Regions from separate parts of the Mus musculus genome. Here region 2 is linked to region 1. Evidence: chromatin loops called from intact Hi-C (ENCODE). Cell type or tissue: gastrocnemius. All regions are shown on one strand.

Evidence for each region. Peaks named below come from ENCODE experiments on the same cell type or tissue, not always from the same donor. Only the 100,000 strongest peaks of a DNase experiment are listed, where the experiment ranks them.
Region 2: it touches region 1 in a loop (9-fold over the local background); 21 of 42 quality-filtered maps call a loop at or near these places.

Annotation. Positions count from the first base shown.
Region 1 is chr1:158,710,245-158,718,244 of GRCm38, reverse strand. It overlaps Pappa2 (pappalysin 2), which reads left to right. Exons shown (of 23, transcript NM_001085376.3): 22 at 1,185-1,283; 23 at 3,225-6,512. The coding sequence ends at 3,299. Among named protein-coding and RNA genes, the nearest start is that of Gm37679, 160 kb to the right of the region's middle. In gastrocnemius, a CTCF peak has its summit at 4,777; DNase peaks (open chromatin) are centred at 4,308 and 4,739; H3K27ac peaks cover 958 bases.
Region 2 is chr1:158,948,922-158,956,921 of GRCm38, reverse strand. Pappa2 (pappalysin 2) reads left to right here. Exons shown (of 23, transcript NM_001085376.3): 2 at 1-405. Among named protein-coding and RNA genes, the nearest start is that of Pappa2, 5.3 kb to the left of the region's middle. In gastrocnemius, a CTCF peak has its summit at 3,176 (motif pointing right); DNase peaks (open chromatin) are centred at 1,948 and 3,177.

The DNA of each region.
Region 1 (8,000 bases):
TACATAATTGAGTGATCTATTTCATCAAAGCATGATGGACTATGGGATGATCTGTGTATTTGACATTTAAGGAGGGTAGGGGAGAAGTAGTCTCCACTTATACCTCGAAGGTGGTCTCAGGACACCAAATTTCTGTGATCCAAAGAACTTGTCCATGAATTGTTTCCTAACGGTTTACATTTGGCCATGAGCTGCAGAGGGTAAGCCAGGGAAACGGTGAGGGTAGGCTGACTGATAGAGCCTCCTGGATGCTGATAGAGCCTCCTGGATGCTCTATTGTCTATTTTCTTCAAGAGGCAGCTCTCTGGAGAAGCAATATATTGGTCTGCTGAACTGTTTTGTTTTGTTTTGTTTTTAACTGCTTGTTGCTGTTCTTATCACACTTTCTCTTTGGGGGTAAAACATTCCATTAACTCTGGCTTAGTCTGGCCCCCTTTCCCATTTTGGTTCCTGTTAACTGATGGTGGTAACAGGAATGTAGGGAAATAAATCAGCCCTCTCTGCTCAAATACTGTGTCTAGCTGCTGTGTCTAGCTAGCTTAACATGAGGTACATTCTGTGCCAGTCCTGATGTCCTTAACATGGGATCACTTTGACCTTTGACAGAGAACATATATATCATCAAACCAAGCTGAGGACTTCTAGAGACTCTAAGCGCCAGGCTTCAGCAAAACCAAGAGACAGGCATAAAAATGAAGAGAAGTAGCCTTACATACAAGATATGTGATAAATGATGCCTAACTCTTCCTAAGTCTGGCTATGTGATTTGAGAGATTATCATGTATATACATTACTTTTTTATTCTCACTGATAAAACCAACATTGTCACAAACACTGACTGTTTTTTTTTTTTGAAAATTAGCAGAATTAAAATGTAGAAGTATAACATACATACTATAAAGATTTGTTATTACAAGAAAGCTAAAGTAACTGGTCAGAGCATTTAATGATACAGGCAGTCCTCACACTAGACCAGAAACAGCTGATTGATGTGAAATTAGACAGTACCTTGGACTCAAAGGTTTCTTTCCTAAGGCTTTTCAATGTTTTGAGAATGTAGTTTGCCTTTTGGGTGCTCATTCACAATCTCTTGAGTATTTGGTTTATTTGGTTGGAGTCAGAGGTGATTTTGGGAAGTGGGAAGGGGGCAAGTTCCACAGGACACTGACTTTGTCTCTTTACAGCCTTTCCAAGCAGATGGTTGGTGTGACACTATTAATAACCGGGCCTACTGCAACTATGACGGGGGAGACTGCTGCTCTTCCACACTCTCTTCCAAGAAGGTAAGTGGAGTAACAGGGATGGGTGGAGAGGCCAAGGCTCTGGAACCAGTGGGGCTTTTGCTAGCTCTCCTTCACAGTGCATCATAACTGGCTCTTGCCCAGTCATTAAGAGGGAAATACAAGGATTAACACTGGAGAATCTGAAGTCATTGGGAGATTAAGTGATTAGGAGATTAGGTGGTGAGTATGGCTTACTAAACTGCCAATCTAGTTGCTCATTGTACCAGCAATGATTTTTCTTGCTTTCAGTCTGATGCCTACTTATTATTGATCAGACAAAACAATGACTTTCTTCTCTTGAGAGACCTAGTTTACCAACAAAAAGCTTCCCAGGTATTCCTCATCATTGTAATTAAATCAAAAGCCCCAATAGTCCTATATGATCTGTTATAAATACATCATAGGAATGTGTCAGATCGCTACCTGGACCACTCTCTGAACCAGGTCAGTAATAGTCCTTTGTATGATATTTTCCTTGTCCCTGTTATTCTTGGTTCTGTTAGATCAATAGATAGGCTCCCTATGTCTGTAAAATTGAGTGAGCTGAAAATTTTCAATGTTATGAGTAAAAATCCAAGTGCTCTGAGGATATTTGAAGCTAATTGGCTAATTCAATGGATATAAGATATACAGATATTATTTCCTTCTCTATATGTAGCTCCACAATAAAGCCATGATCAACTGACTGGAGTACCACATACAGTTTTTCTTTTCCAATCACTTACTGTGTGCCAGGACCCATGCTCAGCTTTGTATATGAACAAAGTGACTTAACACAGAGTAATTAACCATTTGTCAAATCATCAACCATTTTGGGCCTCTGTTTCTCTGAAAATCAATCGATCTTGAACTAAGAGAAACAAAACATGAACTTTGACCTTAAGACAGAAAACAGGTCCATTACTTTCTATTCTTACTTGTGGAGAAAGTGACTCAAGAAGCTCATGTATATACAGGAAGACATGGCCACCTAGGAGGAGTCACTTAACTCTCCCAATTTTATCTCTGCAAACCTGGGGTTTGTCTATGAATTTTAGTGTCGCTGGACAGCAGACAGAAAATCTGAGGTTCGAAAGGCACATTATTTTACCTCTCTACTGACTTTATATCATGTTTTACTTCACATGTGCTAACAATCTCATGGACAACCACTAAACCCATCCCTTCAGTGTATCTTCAATAATCTGTGACATTTATGTTCATTTCATTTAGTCATAGTACCTGAAAGGTAGAATATTTACCATTCTCATGTCTCAACATTGTCTTATATTTTAATTGTAGACACTCAAAGGGAATTGCTTATTTGCTGCTAACAGTACAAATAGGACAGAAGCAACTTTTTCTGCACTATCTCTGCGATGGGATAATTACATAGACGTGAGATAACAGCTACACACAATGGGAAGGGAGATGCACTGTCTCAAAACCTCAAAGCATATCCTAGACTCAAGAAAGACAAAAGGTCATGCATATGAAGATGTCACAGATGATCCCACCGCTCCCAGAGCATGGAGAAGTCAGAAAGATGAACATTTAGGGATTCTTCGCTAATGTATAGCAGCCGTAGCTCTATGAGGATTACAAAAAAAAAATTAACTAGACATTATCAGCCTATTAGGAGTAATTCCAACAGTAGTTCTAGGTGTAAAACAAGGTATAAATGTGTGATACCATTCATTTGGTCCAACCACACAGATGTTGTCTGGAGGGTGGTACTGATGTCTTCTTACCTTATAGATGAAGAAAGGAAGAAATGAAGGATTACCTTGCCTATAATGAAGTGGTATATCATAAAAGGAACCAGTGTTAATTCTAGGCCTCTGATGCAAACCCCCACTTTCATACTTCTTGTAGTACCAAGTGAGGAAAATTAAAGCCAGTTGAAAATTGTGAAGCTTGGCCCGAAAACGGATGCTTTCAACTTCCTGTTCACTCCCCTAGGTCATTCCATTTGCTGCTGATTGTGACTTGGATGAATGCACCTGTCGAGACCCCAAGGCAGAAGAAAACCAGTAACTCTAGGAGCAGAGCCCATCTCCTCTGCCCTGGGGGCAGACTAAAAGAGAAGCTCCCGTAGCAGGATGCAAAGGGTGAATGAACAAGATAGGTTCCATGGTGGAAGGAGAGCCTAAAAGAGAGCCTTTAAGAAATGCAAGAAATGTTTGTAGGTGCCAATTAATGCATTAAGTAGTCCAAGTAGGGAGGGATTAGAGGCAATTGTTTCTGTAAAAAGACACTTGGTTAGAAATGGAAGGAGAAATTGACAGACCCCTCCCCCCATCTGTACTCTGCTCTATCCTTCTCTCAATCTCCTCCCCACTCTGCACGCTGTCAGTGGCTCAGCCCCACCCAACATGTAAACCCATATCAAAATATTAGAAGATAAGCTGCCAGGGACTCCGTCAATACCCATTTCAGATGGACTGTCATCTTTCAGGGCTCATCTATTCCAGACTGGCCCTTTGCCTTCCTTTTGTGTGGTCTCTCTCAAATAAGGAGGTTAGCTATTTCTTTATAAGTATTTAAACATAATTATATAAATATATTATATATTATATTTTTTGCTGTTTACTAAGCTACAGATTATCCATTGTTCCACAAATGCTGCTGTGAAGTTCATGTCCAGAGGGATACTGAAGCTTCGAAGACAGAAAGAAAGGTTCCTTTGCCTTCTTCCCATAGATAGGGATTGGCAGGTCGGATGGGGAGAAGAGAGTCGATGGAATTCTGGATGCTAGCCTGTCAGCTGATCATCATTTTATGACCTGGGAGCTGGGCCTACTGAAAGGAGATAGACTTGGCATGCTAAGAGCAAGAGGCATGGAAAGTTACATGGGAACCTATTTGGCAGTAGGTCCAGGAGAAATAGACAATGGTTTCTAAGTATCTACCAAAAGGAGCATACAAACTCTTCTACGCTTCTCAGAACTCTCAGTTGGAGCTGGTAAAGACCAGGGTCTTTTCCACTTCTCCATGTACTTAGTCCAAGTATAGCTGCCAGCCAGCCAACCAACCAGCCAGCCAGCCAGCCAGCCAGCCAGCCAGCCAACCAGCCAGCCAAAAAGTTTGTATGAGGGCTCATTCTGTGAACATCAGGCTTACAGGAACTTACACCCTCTTCATACTTGGCCAGTTGCTGTCTCTCCTTGTTGCAAGTCTCAAGGTCTGGCCAATTGTTCACAGCCACATCACTAACTGTTGATTTTTCTGAGAAAAGAAAATGCTTTGGAGATTTGGAAATGTGGGGGAGGAGATAAGAGATGAAAGAACGGGGAGTTAGAAGAGCGAAAGGCTGTCAGAGAGGTGAAAGGTCAGAGAGGTGAGAGGTCAAGATTAAATGAGGTCTGAGGATAAAAGGATAGAATGAGTGAACAAGCCCCTGATCCAAGTCTCCAAAAGAGGCCAGGGATCCTTCGAGCAAAGAGATAAATCTTATTCAAGTGCAAAATCTGAAGTTTGTGGCCCAGTAAGCAACATGTGGAGCGAGGGTGACACTCTGTGGGGAGAAAGAAGAATTTCAACTATTTAGGGTCCATGCTCTCTTTACCATTTCTTGTTCAATAGCTGTATGGACTATGCACAAAACAGTCACATTAACACTTCTCTGTTTATCCAGACTATTCTCATACTTTTCTATAGGCTCTGTCCTTGGTATGTTTTCTTATAGCAGTTTCTAGATCACACCTAGAAAGAGAGTCAGGACATAGTTTCTTTCCTTTAATGACGGTCTTGTTCTCTTACAGAGACCCTAGTTTTTTCCTCCAGTGGAAACTAAGACCAAGCAAAACTTGGAGTCACTTTTGGTATCTCCAAAACCTCTCCTCCTCTTCCTTCTACTCTTTTGTCATCAAGACTGAAGCAACTAATCTATAGAATGAGAAAGGAAACTTTTTTTTATCATCATAAGCACAATTATCCCTGCTCTATATGAAGAGCAATATTCTGCAGTGACTGGATATGGCAATATACATACAGTTACCTATGAATATGTGGATCATGGACAACAAAGCCATTGAGAAGGGGAAAGGCAGTGTTAGTCTTCTACTCCTAGCAATAAGGTAAACAGTGCTTAAATACTGTTTACTATCTAGGTCACACTTATTACCCTTTGTCAGGAAATACCATTCATATTCTGAATCTCATAAGTTTAATATGGAAAGAAAAATAGAAAAGTTTAGGTTCTCTACTACATATTTCAATTCCTATTTCTGTATCTCATTAAGGTGAGTATGAAAAGACCAATAGAAAAATTTAAATTCTCTACTAAACACACACACACACACACACACACACACACACACACACTGTTTCCTTAGAGAACATTCAAATTCCTGGATGTGTGTCAACTTTTGCCTTAGGAAAATCCTGACAGAGACAGAGCAATAGTTACCTTGGGCACAACTTAGTGCACAGAGACTGCCATTCCCAAGAGCACTCATGGGCACAGACTACCCACCAGTATCTGTCCATGCTCAGTCTCCTCATTAAGTCCACTAAGACTAACAGAGACCCCATGCTTCACTTTAAGATACTTTGTTCTTTTTGGCAACATTCACCCTGCCCTGGGAAGGCAAGAGGACAGTTTCTGGGGTGTGTGTAAAGCTCCCCAGGCTGAAGGCCATTTAGCCATCATCAGCCAGAGACAGAGACGGGAGTCTTATCTAGACTTTGTCCCTTGGCTCCAGTATTTGAAGAAACTTAAGTCCCTAATAAAGAAAATGATCAGAGATCCTAGGAACAAGTCATGTTTGCCCCCAGGTGGTTGTATTCAGTTCTCCTTAGACATCCATAATGTCATCCAGGGCCCTCCACAGAGGCTCCTCTGCCTGTTTCTTTATTACAAAGTTACCTGTCTATTTCTAGTTCCTGGTAACCACAGTTTTGAGATCAACATGGCCCAAAGGTGGCTGGCTTCAATAGTAGCATGGCAGCCTTCAATCACAGATACAGAAAAGAGATCAGCAGGGGCAAAGAGCAGATCTGGGCAAATAAGGCAGCGAGTAGAGTCTTCTTGGTTCTTTTCTTTCCTTTCCAACATTTAAGGCCTTAGTCTTTGACACATCATCTATTCTGTGTGATCACCATTGAGTGTGTCAGTTAGCACCCAAGGGGACAGTTTGATGGCAAACACAGTGAAAGGGGCTGATCTACTGTATTGTAATGTAAAACAGCTACATCCAGTTATTTTATAAGATTATAAAACGTTCATTAAAAAATCAGCACATAAAATATGAAGTGTGTTTGGTGTCTTATTCTTTGTTTCAATGATTTCATTATTTCAAACCTAAACCATTGGCCTAACCCAGACCCACATTTCCCTTATTGGTTGGTCATTTCCTGCAGTCATTTGAAAACTATTTGTTATATAAATAGGTTATGAAAGAAATGTAAACATGGGAATCCAGAAGAAGAGATGACATTTACCAAGGTAGAATGTGGAGTGATGCCAAATGCCTTGTGAGCTGTGAAACAATGCTCAAGAAGAATCATTTACATTTCAGATGCGATAAGCATCATCCCTGGATGCCAAGAGGAGGTGGCATATGGGTCCGTTATTGGACCTCAGTGAGGCATTCAGCTTAGCTGAAAATCAGAACTAAATTAATATGTACAGGGCAGTTGGTAAACAAAGTATTAGTTAATTTTCAGGGGGTGGAGAGTCTGAAAAATCACATATTCTCACTTCACAGACGAGAACAGCAACCACCAGTCTGGAGAAGAAAGTTCTTCCAGATGACAAGACTAAACCAGCTTCAAGCCTGGATTGTGGGACACTGAGTTGTAAAAAGATAAAATAAGTAGTGAGCAATAAGAAAGGGGGAGGTGATGGATGGGGTCAGAGGTGATGGACAGGGTCAGAGGTGATGCCACCATCTCCTGTGACACTATCATCTCTGAGGGGAAAAGAGAGCCAGGAGAGCAAGTTTTGGAACATGAATATTAATTTGCTCTTTTTATGAACTTTGCTTGATGACCAGACAGATAATTGGTTAGAAGTGTCACAGAAAGCCCGAGGTCAGCGCCCTGGAAGAGGCTTCTGCACCTGGGACCAAGAGGTTGAATTCTCTGGTCATGACAGACACAGTTGGAAAGGCTGGGTGGATTGCTCAGACCACCTTCCAGACACTTGGGAAGGCAAGAAGAAAAGGTGGCTGGAAACATAACCTTGGACTGTGGGAAAGAGGTTTGTGGTTGGAAATAAGCATTGTATAATAAATGGAATGATTCCTTGGCATTTTCTGCAATAATTTTCAAAGTGCCTTCCTGTGATTTCTGGCTATCTGTGGGTGAGGGGGATTTCACCTTTGCTGTTCTATGAGTGAGGAAACTGAGTGATGGAGAGACTCTTAGAAATTGGTATATGTAGTAAGCTTCAGGTTGCACAAGACTCCAGATTTTGTTTTGTTTAGTTTTGTTTTGTTCTTTGCTCTTAAATGGAATGTGTTTTCTGTTATACTATATGTAACCCAGTAGACCCAAGAGTGAACCCAGACCCTACTGCAATGAGAAAGGTCACAGCTTTTCATCTATTTGTGTTTGAAGGTAAACACACATTTCCCTATGGTTTTCTTAGTCTTTTTTTCTCTCCTCCTACTCTCCATGTTAAATGGTAGGGAATCCTTCTTGAGCCCCAGCCCTCTCATATGCCAGGCCCTGAGTATAAGCAGATGCCCTTGAATATGCCAGTTAGGACAGCTGGACAGAAACGTTTGGCAA
Region 2 (8,000 bases), 240 kb before region 1:
CCATTGCTACCTTCGCATATCAGAAGGGACCCACAGCAGAGACCCAGAGGAAGGGCCAGTCCAAGTCTAGGCTTCCTCGCCAAGTGCAGAAGAGGCAGGCAGAAGACATGACTGGAGACCCCCAGAATACCCCTCAAGGTTTCCAGCTTTGGCCTAAAGAGCCACTTAAGCATGGAGATAGTGACAGTCCATTGGAGGGCACCATCCAAAATGGTGGAGGGGCCTCTCTCCGGAGAGTAGAGACCTTTAACTCCCAAGGAGGATTGCCTGTACTGTATTTCACTGGGAAGAGGGAGCGGCTGTTGCTGCGTCCAGAAGTGCTGGCTGAGATTCCCCGGGAGGCGTTCACAGTGGAAGCCTGGGTGAGACCAGAGGGAGGACAGAGCAACCCAGCCATCATTGCAGGTAATGTCCTATCCTACTCCTGGGTTTTCTCAGGTCCCGAGGGGTGTGGTCGGCTCCATTTTTGTTGTGGGTACATAGAGAACAGACAGGGGGAACAGCCTAAAGGCAGGAAAGCCAAGAAGGCTTAGCCAGAGGGGCTGTGGGGGGGAGGGGTGGGGGTTATTTATCAGTGCAGAAGCAGTGTAGGCACCATCAAAGGGAAAATGACTCCTACACGAGGCTTCATTATCAATAGCGATTTCTCAGAGTTCTATACATTGTGCTTGTACTTTAGGAGACCTCCGTTAAGATCTTTTCCCTTTTTAAAGGGAACAGACTTGCACTCGTTGTCAAGGGGGGGGGGGTCACACTGCTTCTCATAGTCTAGCATGGCACCTCTGAAAAGCAGACGGCAGACCAAGGATGGTAGCAGTGAATAATGCCCAACTGGGTCCAAACAGCAAGGGAACAGGCTGCCACCGGAAACTAGGAAGACAGGTAGCACCCGTTCTATACCCTCGATCCCCTTTTCTTGACCTCAACAAATCTGCTGGAAAAGGTGGACACTTGCAGACCAGGATTCTGGCTTCTAGCTCTGGCTGTTGTTAGAAAGACCTAAATAGGAGAGCATGTTTAACACAGAGAACTCTATAAGGTTAATCAGAGGCATTTATTTGGGCTTGTTACCTGTGTTTATTTTGATTAACAGAGACACCTAGAATGACAAAAAGAAGAGCTACGTTTGGAGCCCTTGCTTTTCTTTTCCTATCTGGAGAGGTTGATGTCAGGCAAGGGTGAGGAAAGGATATTTCACCCCATGGGGTCTCCTTATTCATTTAGACACCCCACCAAAAAAGGAGTGGGGACAAATATACAGAAGAATGTCACAAGGAGACCAAGTTACTTTACGCATTAACTAAAAAACAATCAGAAAAAATAATGGTACCAATCTGGATTATCCACACACCCTTTCCTGTTTGTCAGTTCCATTACATTGTTGGAGAAACTGAGGCAATGAGCGACATGTCAGAGACTGGCTTGGGGGTGGGGAGAACAAAGTAGGTGTTCGTGAATCATTTGATATCTCCTCAACAAACAAACAAAAACCAAACCAACCAACCAACTAACCAACCAACCAGCCAACCAACCAATCACCCCTCCCCCCAAACCCAACACAAACCAAAACGACAACAAAATCCATTCAGGTTTCTGAGTGCCTCCAAATAAGTTGCAGACTAGGCAAAGAAATCTGGAGGGAAGGAGCCTCTTCCAGTGGGGTGTCGCTGGAACATCCTTGTGGACACTGTGTCTCCCCCTCTTTGGCTGTGATTTCTCGTTTGGAATCTGGGATTCCCAGACACTGAGCACTCTCCAGTCATGTGGCTTTGCTTTATTTTAGTTTTGGGTGGGAGAGGGCGTGAGAGAAGGGGCCAGGCTGTAAGCTAGATGGGGGCAGAGAAAGAGGAGAAGGAAACCCTTATTCTGGGGCCAAAATGGAAGAAATAATGAGATGATTATCTGATCGGAGTTGGCAGCTTCACAGTTTCCCCCAGATGACATCTCCGTGCTGCCTAGTCTGGCTTCCTAGTGCCCATCTGCTAGGGAGCCTGCGAGCTCTCAGTCTCGCTTGAGACCCACACAGATCTGCCTATGCTTCCTCCTGCAGTAGCAACATAGAGACCTGGGAACCGTTTCCTGGCTAGGCAGCCTAAGAGGACAATCCAACAGGAATGTATGTGGGAGATTATTGCTTGGGGTTATTAAAGTCCAATCCTGGAATACAGGAACATAGCACCTGACCTCGGTCATTTACCTCTCCAGTCCTCTGTCTCACCTCCCCATTGCAGTCTCCTATTCTTTGCTTCACCTCTGGCAACCTCATCCTCAGAGCTACATACCTCCCTGCCTTGCCTGTCACCAGCCACTGTCTCCATACTGCCACAGCACACATTCAGATCTTCCAGTGCCCATCAGAACCCTCCTCTCCTCTCGGAGCATGTAAAATTGGGCAGGAAATCATTTTTAGCAATTTACCTTCTAAGGTTTCTTTCCCTCAAATGCAAGTGGCTCCTGCAGTGTTCTGGGACTTCCCTTTTAGGTCTGCTTCTAAGAGGTGGAAAGCAGATGACGACCAAGCCTCTTCACACCCCCTGTTCTATCCTCTATCTTTCTTCAGACTTGCACTCAGCCCAAATTATCAAGGGAGGTTAAAAGCCCACAGGGGGCAGGGCCTCAATTTGTTGGGCTCAGCAAGTGGACTGTTTAGGATTGAGCATCCATGTCTACCCATTGTCTCTGCTGCTGGTATTTCCCTGGTGAAGAGCCTGGCTAAGGATCATGAGGTTACCAAAATCAAGCCGCCAGTAATAAGAGCCTCTACTTCGAGTGACTTGACTCTCTTTGCACAACTTTACAGTGCTCAACAATCCATCTTCCTTTCTTCTGCTGGCACGGCCTCTCAAGATGGTGTACATCAGTTCCTAGTATGGTGGGACTTGAGTTACACAGAGTAACAAGGTGGAGTCAAGTTGCTGGGAGTAACACACAAACCTGTAGCTGCACTTCTGTTGCCCCTCTGAGGGTGGGCCAAGACTTGGATCTCACTCTGCCAATAGATTTCAAACCTCAGGTTCCGCCTACTTAACTCGAATCAGCTTCCAAGTCCTCTACCTGCCATGCTTGGGGTAGTTTTTCCTCAGCAGAGACCTCAAACAATTTAGTCAATACCAGTCCTAGCAGAAGCCCCTACCCACAGCTATGGGACCTTAGGGAATAGTTTTAACACTGGACACTAGGTGGCAGTGTTGTCCCATGCACATGAGACAAGGGACGCCACAAAGTTGGGAATGTCTCTAGTTTCCTTGAGGGCTGTCCTGTCCCAGCCTCTGGGCTGTAATTTAATCACCTTCTCCCAAAATGTGTTGGTAGGCATCCCTCAGGGTCCACTTCATATGTCTTTTTCCTTTTTTGAAAGGCCTGTCTGGATAGCTAAAGCTGCTTGCTTTTTTTTTTTTTTTTTTTTTTTTTTTTTTTTTTTTTTTTTTTGAGTTGTGACTAACTTGTAGCTCTAGCAAGCATTGAAGAAAACAAAATCAGCTAGAATTACCCTCTCCCTGCACTCTAAGTTCCCGAATTCTTCTGAAACAAGTCAGACTCCAGAATGAGTTGCAAGAATGCTTTTTTATTGAGGATTGAGGGCAATGCAGGGTACACAAGCTTCAGGTGTGTGTGTGTGGTGGTGGTGGTGGGGTGGTTGGGGGGACTCTTCTGGTCATCCTCTGGGCTTTCTGAAAGGTAGAACACACTTTAAGTTGCCTGTTTCCCCAGAGTTGGAGCAGACTGGTGGCAACAGAGAGGAATGCTCCCTGGTGGGGTTCTTCACAAAGGTAGCCAGTCAAAGGTCTGACACTTTGAGGCTATGTGGCAAGCTAGGAGTAGCTTGAGGTCAGGATCCCATTAGGTTGGGTCATTAGAATTTAGTGTTTCAATAAGCCAACTTCTGTCCTGTTCTGGTGTGGACACTTTAAGGTCCAGTGCATAACCCTGAAAGCATTTGAGCCTTTTCTACCACTTCAACTTCCGTTCCTCCCCGTCAACCCCGGCATATACAAAAGAGGACATTTTAACAGGTTCCTCTGCACCCGTAATTGATTTCAAATGTTCCCTGAAGTCGCCCAGCTGAGTAACCACCTGCTCTGCAGGACACTGAGTCCTTAAATCCACGGTAAGCTGGAACCCAAGCCCAGAATTCTTCATCCAACAAATATTTATTGAGTGCCTTGCCATGCAAAGTGTGGCAAGTCATTGAGGGGAACACAAAGATGTCTGAGAAACTGTCCTTGACATGAAGGTGAGTTTGAGTCGGTCCTCTGAGTGTTCAAGCTTTACATGTCCCAGTGTAGAGTCTGGGGGAGGGGACCAGGACAGACAGACATGAACTCAAATCTTTCTCTCACACGTACTGAGACAACTGTCTCTGGCAATCTAGTCAGCTTTCTTTTTTCTGAGTTATGTTTATATCAAACCAAAAATTAAATGGAAAATATATATATGTGTATATATATACACATATATATACACACATACACACACACTCACACACACACATATGATTACATTACATATGAATGTATATGATTCTATTTGAAATAAAGTAGGAAAAAAAATCCCAAACAAAAGACAAATAAGGAGAGGTCCTATAGAGTAGTGTACCTAAAGTGCCCATCACAAAATTGGCCCTTGAGTCTTATTTACTTACCAGTGACATGAAAGGTATTTATCAGGAGATATTCAAACTAAATTAATTTCTAATTTAAATCTAACTTTTCCTTAGCAGAGATATTAACTTCAAATTCTTAGGACTTTACTCTGATGATTTATAAAATGGGAATGGCTATAAGTAGCTATTTATATTTCACAATATGGTCTCAAGATAAAAACTGTAGTCAAAAAAGCCCAAAGGGTCCATTTAGTGCATTAAACCGTTTCATCTGTTCTTTTTATTTGAGCGGCACTATTCCAAATCAGTTGGGCAATGGCGCTAAAACTTCTATGTTATTTTTCTAAGCTGTAAGCCCTGTTGAATATCTCTTGAAATTTGTGCTTACTTAATAGAAAAATGTACACTGTTACCTAGATTTTCCTGATAGCCCAAGTCTGCTGCCATCAGGGCATTGTTCAGAGTCTATTGCTAGCTTTTCTGTGTGAGTGACATCTATGGAATGAGGCTTCAGGGTGAAGAGCTCTGACCACAGGGAACACAGAGTTGTGCAGAACACACAATGGCATAGATGTAAAGAGACCTCGGTGTGGCCGCCTTGATCTCACAGACCTAGCCAGGCAAAGAGCTGCATCAGTATCGTTCCCTAGAGGCGGGGCTCCCTGTCCTGCTCTTTGGCTGCTTCCCTATACCCAGTGATGGTCAAATCAGAGTGTTTGTCCTTATCAGACCCTGAGGAATCACCCTGTTCCTCTCCACATCCCCCTCCTGGATCAGGACTCAAATATTCAGTGATGCTATAGTGACCCAGCTGGCGCAGAGCTGTTGGTATGAGGGCCCATGGTTGTCTCCTGGGGGTGGCCCTGCTGTTTCAGGCGAGAGGGAGATGCATGGATTGTTTGTGTGAAGGAAACACATACCTTATGCTTGTAATTTAGCTTCTTTGCATTGGAGTTTTCACTTTGAGGCTTGGTGGCTCAACACAGAAGCGATGTGAATGTTAGCTGGTCTGAGAGGTAAGTTTGATCTATCATGGTCACGTTTCCATAGCTCACTATTGTTCCCTCTTCCTTAGAGCCTCCCTATTGGTTCTCTCTCTCTCTCTCTCTCTCTCTCTCTCTCTCTTGTCTTCTATAGACTTTCTATAGACCTTCTTGTGTGCTTTTTTTGGATTGCACATTGCTTCTTGCCTTATTAGTTAGGCATGGCTCTTATTTCTATCAAGTCAACACCCCCTAGAAGTCCTATGAAGCTCCAACCCATATTTGTCATCCCCCCCCCACACACACCAAATAACTCCTCCTATAATGTTAGAATCTCATAATTCTACAAATTATGTTTGTAGAATAAACTAAAAATTTAGACTGCTGTATTCCCACTGGGGTGAGGGGGACTTTTTGTGAGGATCCAGGGCAATGGCTTTGAAACTATGCTGTTGCTGCCTACTGTGTGCCTGAAGAGCATCCGAGGGAAACTGTTGCTCACAAGGTTGCCCACCTGCCTTCCCTAGGAGCACCCTTTCTCTTACGTGTCTCATGAGAGCCAAAGTTTGAATTATTTACTCACACAACTCTAGAGCAAGGGCTCGCCTATTATGGCCTGTGAGCCGCATCACCCCCAGAGCTGCTTCTGTAAATGAAGTTTGATCTGGCACACCACACTCATTTGATTATGTGCTCTCTGTGGCTGCTTCCATGGTGAATGAGAGAGTTTAGTGGTTGTGACAGAGACTGTATAGCCCGAGAAGCCTAAAATCTGTATGGGTCTGGCCCTTCATCGCTGAATGGCAAAGTGCGCCACGAGCTGCTCTAGAGAGGTGCTTCTCATGCTCCAGTGTGCACAGAGGTCATCTGGGGCACACCCAGCAGCAGATTCGAAGAGAGTGTGTTTTGCAGGGATTTAACACAGGGCGTTCATTGGCTATGGACACCACTGTCAAAGACTATGTTTGGATGGAGATCACCTCTCCCTGAAGTGGCCAGGATAAAGGGAGACCTAACATGGCCGGTTCTGGCTCAGGTATCATCAAAAGTCTTCCAGACTATGCTTTGACTGCTTCTTTCTTTTCTCTTTCTCCCAGGGTCAGGTTAATATCATGGGGTGATAGCTCTCCCAGCCCTTTCCTAACTCTTTCCATATTTTTGCTCAGAGTTTCTTTCATTGAATAAAATCTTTCCTATTTAACCCTACTCTGGGCATCTGCTCTTATACCACTCTGTTACCCAAATGAGGATTTGTATTCCGTTTTTCTGGAGACACGTGGGACGGCATGTGTAACAAGCTGCTCAGCTTAGATGCTGCTGCTGCTGCTGCTGCTGCTGCTGCTGCTGCTGCTGCTGCTGCTGCTGCTGCTGCCATGGCTGCCGCTGCATGTGCACCATCGCACACTTACAGGACTCCAGATTTATAAGCATAGGACAGTGTGTGACAGATTTTTTTTTTTCTGCAAAAGAACAGATGCTAAGTAGTTCAGGCTTTGTAGGCCATATAGAGCTCATGATGCAACTCCTAAACTCTGCTGTTAGTATGTGCACATTGCCACAGTTGATGCACGACCACATTGGTAGGCTGTGTTCCAATAAAACTTTATCAAAGCAAGTGTCATGCTGGGCTTTGCTCCTCGGTAATTGTTTGCAGAGCTTCGGTGTCGAGTGTTCATCCTGAAGGCCATGCTTCCTCTACCATTCTTCTGGCCTTGTTTCTTCATTCCACATGATCCACAAAAATCCATGCTTATCTATAGTGCTCTACCAGATAAGCTCTAAGCAACAGGTTTCTGGGGAACGCTAAGCCACTTTAGCGGGACATTAGATTCTGAAGCATCACAAAAGAGAGAAAGCAGGAAGATGTAGTTCATGTGGCTCCCTTAGAGTACAATGATGTTTTCAGGGTTTTGTGCTAGCTGGGCACTTGAACCTGGTCTGGTCAAGGCTCAGCATCTGACTCACAGCTTTCTACCTGAGACTCTGAAATCATCTAGTAGCCTAGTGTGGGTTGGAGGCAGATGGATTTCCTCTGAGAACTACGGTAGGGTGATCATCCCATTCACTGCACTTCTGCCTTAGTACCTGATGCGTGCTATTGCCTAACCTTGTTGAGGGAAAGAGCTCTCGTAGGCTCTGTTTGGTCTCAGACAGGCATCACGGCAATCGAGCCTTCTGGATTCAGGTGGCATTGGAGTAGCCTCAGTCCTCTGTGAGGCATGATCTCTCCCAGGCCTCAAGGATGAGATGAAAACTCCAGAGAACTTTGGATGTCGGTCCTAGCATGGAGCACAGGTTGCTAGGAGTAACAGAGTCAGAGCTGTGAAAAGTAGGAATCAGCTCTGGCAAATGCAACTATTTGCCTGTAACCAGCAACACTTCATTCTTTCTCACCCCTGCCTTCTCCCTCATGC